2 separate regions of the Homo sapiens genome follow, and region 1 is linked to region 2. A link is a loop called in an ENCODE intact Hi-C map of the cell type or tissue named here. Cell type or tissue: A673. All regions are shown on one strand. Links, peaks and the distances in the headings refer to the core of each region. The heading gives the core; the rest is flanking DNA.

What was found. Peaks named below come from ENCODE experiments on the same cell type or tissue, not always from the same donor. Only the 100,000 strongest peaks of a DNase experiment are listed, where the experiment ranks them.
Region 1: a loop joins it to region 2, with 2.3 times the contacts of the local background. A loop is called at or near these places in 1 of 110 quality-filtered maps.

What each region holds. Positions count from the first base shown.
Region 1 is chr14:84,590,304-84,594,707 of GRCh38, forward strand. No RefSeq gene overlaps it. Among named protein-coding and RNA genes, the nearest start is that of LINC02305, 680 kb to the left of the region's middle. In A673, for the core only: no CTCF peak of the experiment used is centred there; a DNase peak (open chromatin) is centred at 2,048; H3K4me3 peaks cover 742 bases; H3K27ac peaks cover 2,472 bases.
Region 2 is chr14:84,803,014-84,807,417 of GRCh38, forward strand. No RefSeq gene overlaps it. Among named protein-coding and RNA genes, the nearest start is that of SNORD3P3, 470 kb to the right of the region's middle. In A673, for the core only: no CTCF peak of the experiment used is centred there; a DNase peak (open chromatin) is centred at 2,058; H3K27ac peaks cover 766 bases.

The DNA of each region.
Region 1 (4,404 bases), core at 304-4,303, 210 kb before region 2:
CCTAATAAGGTCTGCAGTTATAGAAGTGTCACTGTAATACCATTTTCTGTTGGTAGAATTACTCAGTAACAAGACCTTTCCATAGAGAAGTTTCTGATAAAATACAAGTGGCTTCCCTCATCTGTGAGTGATATCTCTGAGGACAGTTTAGCAACCTATGGAAATTTTCATGGAGCTGGGGAGATAGAAGAAATTATTTTTTACTTTGAAAATCCACTAAGAATTTAATTTACAGAGATTTTATCATTTTAACTCAGTCTGTTTAAAAAATAATGTTTATTTTGTTTCTATAGCACACACTAACTTGTGTAGCATGCTGTGGCTCTTGGAAGCAAAGTGACAAAGATAGTGCCTGTCTTCAGGGAGGCTACCCCTTATGTAGGGAGTCTGCCAAGATAACAAAGGCATTTCTCTAACTTTTGAACGTATGGCTGACTCTGATGAAAGTCTACTCAATAACCAATCTCTCCTACTTCTTTTTTAAAATAATCACGATTTTATCTTGGTAGTAATGTGCCCTGTTGAAATATTCACCTTCTCAAATGACCTACAAACGGAAAATACCCACTTGGCCCAGTTCTAGCCATTGGGGTATAAACAAAAGCGTCTCCTATGAATATTCAAAAATGTCATTGTTTCAATGATGAAAAGGATAGATTCAGTTGGCAGCAGCTTTTTGCCATTTGCTCTTTATCTTCTTTCTGCCTAAAATGTGGATGCAACACCTGAAAATGGAAAAATCATCCCATGACTAGGAGAACAAAAGCCACACACCATGAAGCCAGATGAAAAGATGAGAAAATCTGTTGCACTAATACCATCAAGCAGCCACATCCCAGCTCAGGTCTACCTATCTTTGGACTTCCTATTATGTGACGAAATGTAACTGTCCATTTGTTAAGCTTTAGACAGCTGCATTCAATCCTATCTGAGAAATTTGTTCTTAAAATTAATACATGAGTGTTGGCTTTAATTCTAATAAATTATTCTACCATTTATTGGCATTCTACTCTGAGCACTCATCTTATTTATTATTTCACACAACAACCCTATTGGGGTGAATGATGTTATCCACTTTTCCAGGTAAGAAGTTTCAGACTTACAGAGCTTGTGTCTTTCCTGGGACCACGTAGGTAGTTCATGGTAGGGATGGTATTTGTATCTTCTGTTTCACTATACCAGCTTATCAAATTAATATTAATAATATTAGTAGTTTTCTTAATATCTATTACCTAATTTTATTTTCTGTTAAAAATAACCTTTTTACTTCTGGGTGTCTTACAATTCTATAAGGTATTTTAGCTACAATCTCTTACTTGAAGTTCACAGTTCTATAAAGGGAATACGCTATTGTTGTTATTCTTATTTTACAGTTGTGGAAGTTGAGTTTAGAAGCTGGGTTTCCTGAGAAAGGGAAGGAGGGAGAATGTGCTTGGGTTATTTAACCCTGAAATTAATGTTCTAATAGACCTAGTTCCACATTAAACTTATTTTCTCTCTTTCCCTGGTAAAGCTGTCTGATTGGGCATGAAAAAAAATGTTTTGGAAACTGGGTCAATGCTTTGAGTATCTAATAATGTGTTGCTTCTCTTTGTGACTTCTATGGAATGCCGAATAGGAGATTAAAGATAGCTGTTCCCAGAAGGCTTGGAGATCCTCCCAACCCTGAACCTCTACACTGTTGAAATGTTGGGAAGCTCATCAGTGTAGATCCAACTACTAAGTGCTGTGGCACTACTAAACCATTTAGCAACTACTAAATGCTTTGATTAGAGTAATGCAGCCAGAGTACTGACGGCTGCCACAGTGCCAAGAAAACGTACAAATGAAGGTGGTGGATGACACCTGAACAGGCTGTTTCAGTTATGCCTCACATCTTTCAGGGTGAGCCTGAGATCTGCTGGTGGTCCGTCTCACTTTTTCCATTTTGCCAACCGTGTTTGGTGGATTTGGAAAATGAAATATTTATGCACCACGTAAGGCCTGCCAGTCTGATTACCACTGAACACCCTACGGAGGCATATTGTTGAATAAACAGGAAAGCTTTTATCCTGCCAACCTGCTGGGCGCCTTTCTCCAAGGCTGAGTCAACACAGAGCAATGGTTCTATGATATATTTGAAAGCGTGGAGGATGGGACTAATCTTTACCAGATTTATTAGGCAAAGGATGGCTTTCGGGTCTTCCGATTTTATGCATATATAATGCTGCATTACTCAAATTCAAGTATTATTGGTATATAGATTTTATTTAAAATCATGAATTAAATAAATTATATAAAGTAAAGATTTTGGGTTGCTATAAATGTACAGAGAGAGCTGAATTTTATGTAGTCTTTGAATAATTTAAAGGTGAGCACAAATTTAAATTAAGACATCCGGTTCATATGGAGTAAGGGCACGCATTGGTCATGGCTTTCAGATTCATTTTTTACTTTTTAAGAAACATATATTTTCTGTTGTTTCTCCATGGGCATCAAAAGCATCTGGAGTCAGTTACATTTATTTATGTTCTATTCCAACTAAAATGGCTTAGCTGAAAGTATTTCAAAATTTATTTAAGGAAAAAGAAAACTGACTTTAGACTTACATGCCAGGTTTTAGCCCAAAGCAAAGTGCTGCGGCCGATTTCTAAATAAAATGGAAAAACTGACAGACTATTCTGGCAGTGATATAAGGATAACAGGTAAATACAACAGTTTGAGCTAATAATAGGTAACATTTTCCAGGTTTTGCTATTAACAGTCTCTTACAACAAACAAGCTTTATAAAGTTTCTCTGAGAAAAGTTTGCTTATAAGATAAAAAGCCAAAATTCAGCCAATTTTCCATTACAATAAAATGGGATTTGTTTTTTGGTTTTTTTTATATTGTTTGTTTATTTTTGAAAGTTTCCCAGTATTAAAATATATACATTTAGACTTTATCCATTTACTAATAAGAGGCAATATAGATCTCAATAAAATGGAAGTGTTTAACGAGATATTATTAAATTTCCTTTTAATGTGACTCAGGTGTTTATGAGATCTTTTAAAAATTAGCATTTTTTTAAAACAAATTATTCCTTATCTTATTGGTTTTCCATACTACTTCACCTTATAATATTCATGAGTGTTTGCATTTAATTTAAATTCTGAACATGCTGACATTGAAGTTTATATTTATTTTGAAATATCTTCACATTATAATGCATTTGTTGCTTTGGTCTGGTTGGTTTGGTTTGGTTGTTGTTATTAATGTTCCTTGATGAAAAAAAATTAAAACCAGCCAGGAGTTTGAATGCATGAGTTTGGAAGAGGAGAGCCAATGTTTTGATCCCATTTCTGACACACCTGAGCTTTCTGTGGGTACTCTTCTAATTTTTTAAATGGGAGCTAAAATAGTAGCTAAACCAAAGGATACATTTAGAAATTAAGATAGATAAATGGATTAGCACAACTCCTGGCTCACGATAAGTATTCTATAACACTTGGCTTTAATCATTAAGTGTGTGATCTTTTTGTTGAAATAGTATATAGCATAATTTCCCCTCGTGAAACACTAGTTATCTAACCACTATGAATCGATGTGTCCATTTCCATCATTTGGCTGTGCTGCTGCAGTCGTTATGAATTTCCATCCATTTAGGTTCTGTTCCTAGACTCCTTTTTCTATTAATTGCCTGCTCTCTTCAGACGTAGGCACAGGCCTGAAGAAAGTCAGCAATTAAACAGAGACACTGTATTATCATGGTTTTATAAGGTGCTTTGCAAGTAATTGTCCAAGTCTTCTCAACTTGTTTGTTTCTTTGTTTGCTTGTTTGTTTTAAAGAGCATACTGGGGCCGGGCGCGGTGGCTCACATCCATAATCCTAGCACTTTGGGAGGCCGAGGTGGGCAGTTCACTTGAGGTCAGGAGATCGAAACCAGCCTGGCTGACAAGGTGAAACCCCATCTTTACTAAAAATACAACAAGAACAACAAATTAGCTGAGCATGGTGGTAGGCGCCTGTAATCTCAGCCGCTCGGGAGGCTGAGGCAGGTGAATCGCTTGAATACGGGAGGCGGAGGTTGCAGGGAGCCAAGATTGTGCCACTGCACTCCAGCCTGGGTGATAGAGTGAGACTCCATCTCAAAATAATAATAATAATAACAATAATAATAATAATAAATAAAGAGTATATTGGTTCTTAATGGCCCGTTTCCTCTTCCAAATACATGGTGGAATTTCCTCGTGTGAAGTTCTGTGAAGATCTCTGTTGGAATTTGTATTGAAATTTTAGAGTCTTAAATCAGTTTGGAAGCATTAACATCTTTTGAATTTTGATTCTCTCTTTCCCAAAAGCACAATTTTTTTCTGTTTGTTAAATATATTTTTGCATATACATATACATATTCTTGTATTGCTTTCGGCAATACTTTTGCATAT
Region 2 (4,404 bases), core at 150-4,149:
ATACAATAAGTCCTCACTTAACATCATCAACAAGTTTTTGGAAACTGTGACTTTAAGCAAAGTGACGTATACCAAAACCAATTTATCATAGGCTAACTGATAGAGAGTTAAGTTTCTACAGCATATTTCTGGTCACAAAACCTTCACCAAACTTCTAAATAAAGAACCAAAATACGTCTACTAGGAACATTGAAATAAATGTGAGCTATGCATACATTTACAAAAGATGAATAGGAACAAATAAGATAATTATTTACTCAATTTTTGGTGAATCAGTGAGTAAAGGTGGCCATAGTGGTGGTGAGTTAAATCAAGAAATAAATATTTGCAAAGCAAATATTGTATGGAACACCCTCTACCACTAAACAGATCAAAAACAATCACAAATGGGGCAGGCTCGCCATGTGCTTTCATGCGGCATCATTTATTTTTGTGCATTTGTATGACTATTATGATTATTGTGTACCTGATTAATTTATATTTTACAATGTGTATTCATTCATTTTTTTTTTTCATTTTTCAATCCGTTCACCTTAGTTCAAGGTCTCAGGGAGCCCGAGCCCATCCAGCAGCTCAGGGCACAAGGGGAGGACTGACCCTCATGGGACTCCATTACCTTGCAGAGTGCAATCATATACACACACTCACTCAGACTAAAGCCATTTACACACACCAGTGAACCCAACGTGCGTATCTTTGGGATGTGGGAGAAAACCAGAATACCTAGAGAAAACTCACACAGACGTCGGGAGAATTTGCAAACACCATGCAGTGTCCTCAGCTGAGAATCTATTTTTTTTCCTCACCAACATAATAACAAAACAACTTTATTGGAAGACCATCTCATGAGTTTCTGCAGGAATGGCAACAGAAAAAAATGTAATAAATAATCAAATTCAAATGCTGTAGCAGTCATTTTTGCTTACCTACACAGTTTGCTTGCCCTGCTTTCTTATTTACAGAACCTGATGTAGTTTATATACATATCTATAAGAAAGGCTGGCCCTATTCCAATCTCAGCAACGAATCAGATTCAATCTATTTTGTTTAAGCATGAGGATGGAATGTGATGCAGGCCAATAAGGTCTTAAGGTTTCTGTAGAGGGTGCTCCTGGGAGAGGTTGCTTACTCTTAAAAAGTAAGTCAATCGAAAGAATGGTGTCTTTTGTTGCACTACATTGCCATGCCTAGATATGATGCATGGAACTCTGGCAGCTATCTTGAATGCCGGATTATAGATAGACATTAAAGCAGAGAAAAGGAAAAACAAGACAAAACAAAACACTTTGGTCCTTGCTGTCATTATTTAGGTCCTGATTAAATTAAATATGGAACTTCCCATTTCTTGACCTATTTTTAAATCAGGGAACTAAATCGTGATTTTTTTCCCTGCAAAAGATATGCTAAGGAATATGAACATACCTTCTGACTGTATTTGTTGGGGATTGAAGTTTAATGTAAATCTCATGTAAATGCAGTGGTAGATGTTACCTAAATAGCCAGGGCTTAAAATGTCTACATTTCACAATTATTCATGGTAGGGAATAGTGTATAATTCTATTCAGTTTTTCTAGTGTGTGAGACTAGACTAATAACTTCTTTGCTCATGTCTTTCACAATCGGGAGCTTTTTATAAAGAGATAAGAGATAAGTTCTACTCTGTTTAAATTGCATTTTAAGAAAGTACATTTATCAGATGTTTCACCACTTGGCCTTCAGAAATAACACAAAGCTACCATCAATCATACTTATTTCATTTTGTTTGGTCAGAAGAGGAGAAGAAAAACTAAAAAGCTTCAGCTTTCTTCCCTCACTTACTTACCCAATGATCTAATTCTAACTCATTTTCCTCTCACCAATTCCCTAAAGAAATAGTGCTAAATGGAGAAAGTACAGGGAAAGTGGGAAAAGATAGAAGGGGAAAAGGTAGTGTATTATTCCATTCTCACATTGCTATAAAGAGTAATTTATAAAGAAAGAGACTGAATAATTTATAAAGAAAATAGGTTTAATTGACTCACAGTCAACAGGCTATACAGGAAACATGGTTGGAGAGGCCTCAGGAAACTTACAATGATGGTGGAGAGGCCAAAAGGAAGCAGGAAGCTTCTTCACATGGCAGAGCAGGGGAGAAAGTGAATGGGGGAAGTGCTACATGCTTTTAAACAACAGATCTCGTGAGAACTCACTGACTATCACAAGAACAGCAAGAGGAAATCTACCCTATAAGCCAATCACCTCTCATGAGGTCTTTGATAGTTAATACTGAGTGTCATCTTGATTGGACTGAAAGAAGCAAAGTATTGTTCCTGGCTGTTTCCATGAGGGTGTTGCCAAAGGAGATTAACATTTGAGTCAAAGGCCTGGGAGAGGCAGACCCACCCTCAATCTGGGTGGACACCATGTAATCAGCTGCCAGCATGGCTAGGATAAAGCAGGCAGAGAAACTTGGAAGGACTAGTCTGGCTCAGTCTTCTGGCCTCCATCTTTCTCCCATACTGGGTGCTTCCTGGCCTCCAACATCAGACTCCAAGTTCTTCAGCTTTTGGACTCTCAGACTTATACCAGTGATTTGCCAGGGGCTCTCAGGCCTTCAGTCGCAGGCTGAAGGCTGCACTATTGGCTTCCCTACTTTTGAGGTTTTGAGACTTGGACTGGCTTCTGGGCTCCTCAGCTTCCAAACAGTGTATTGTGGGACTTCACCTTGTGATCGTGTGAGTCAATCTCCTAAAAAACTACCCTTCATATATTCATCTACTCTATTAGTTCTGTCCCTTTAGAAAACCCTGACTAATACAAGGTTCCTCCACCAACACTGGGGATTACAATTCAACATGAGATTTGGATGGGGACATGCAGCCAAATCATATGAGATAGCAAGAAGCAAAACTGAAGAAAGAGAAAGAAAAGTAGACCAATGAGAGGGACCAGAGAAGGCACTAAATATCTTCAGCTGGAAATAATTGTAGGGCAAGCACGTACTGTATATAACCTGCATACCTGTGCTTGGTCAGATAGGGCGAATGTCCACGTATGCCCAAAGTACTAAGCGTATATTATCCTATGTGTTTTAAGGGAGAGTCTAGTGAAGAGGAACATAAGGCAGCTTGTAGCAGAAGGAACACATGACACTTGGAGGATAAAGAACAGGTTAAAGTTCTATTAACTTTTTCTCCTTGTGTGGTCTTGGCCAATTTATCTAACCTAACCTTCAATTAGTTATGAAGAATCTTTCATAAGAGGAATAATACTTAAGTCATGGTATTGCAGAAAAAGTAAATGAGATTGCTCACATGAAAAGCATATTGAAATGCATTATGCATATGTTCCATAAATCCTCCAGTCTCCTGTCTCCACAGCCCTGAGGTGAAAAGCTTTTGAGACTCACCATTTCCTGAGAGCTAGGGAAGTTTTCCAGCTGGGGTGCAAAGACTCTCACCAGGATTGGCCCAGACTATTTGCTGAAATAAAATTACAATGAAAATATCCTAAGTTTATTTAGCTATCTTAACTTTCCAAAAAAAAAATTTTCCCTGTCTTTATTCCTAAACACCATGAAGCTTCAAAACCAAATATTATCTCCACTTTCAGAGAAGAACCCAGTCGTGAGAAATCAGACATCTTACTTAATACAATCTACTTATTGACTCAGAAAGAATTAGCACCCTATCAGCTGATTCTCAGTCCAGAAAAAGATTAAATAAGTACTTTTCATCTGGGAAGAGAGAGTTGCATTTAGTCGTTGATATAGAAATAGATCAACATCACCTTTGCCAAATTGTCCATCCAGTAGCTGCCAAATTCCATTGCTGTTATTCACCGGAGGTGACTAGAGAAATGTGAATGCTAGATTGGCTATAGCTCCTCCTCCTGATAGCCTTATTACCAAATGGTGTGAGGTCCTTGGGTATGCGGAGTAAGAAACAATTCCCAAATCTCAGAGGCTAAAATAATAAAGGCTTGGGAGGTCCATTTAGAGGTCGCTAAGATTTCTGGCCTTGTCCTTGTTGTCCTCACTCTGTGATCCAGAGTAACAGCAATTAAACAAAACATTGCCTGTGACCATGGCAGAGGACAAAGGGAAAGACTCCTAGAAGGTTTTCTAGCAGCAATTAAAAACCCACTTAAGAAGTGGCTCTCCCAACTTATTAACAACAAACACCAAGAGATTAAAAATGCAATGTGTCATGGCAGGTGAAGAGCCAGTATTTAGTACAAAGCATGAATGACTATCTGCATATTTCATCATGGAAGCAAGTCTTGGGACAATTTTCCAAAAAGGCAAATGTTTATTAGCAAGTTGACTCAAAATTTATCATGTGATCATTTATTTATTTTTATTTATTTGTTTATTGTAATCTAGTCAGTCCCAGAGTCAGGATGGGAGACATAGTAGGAGACATA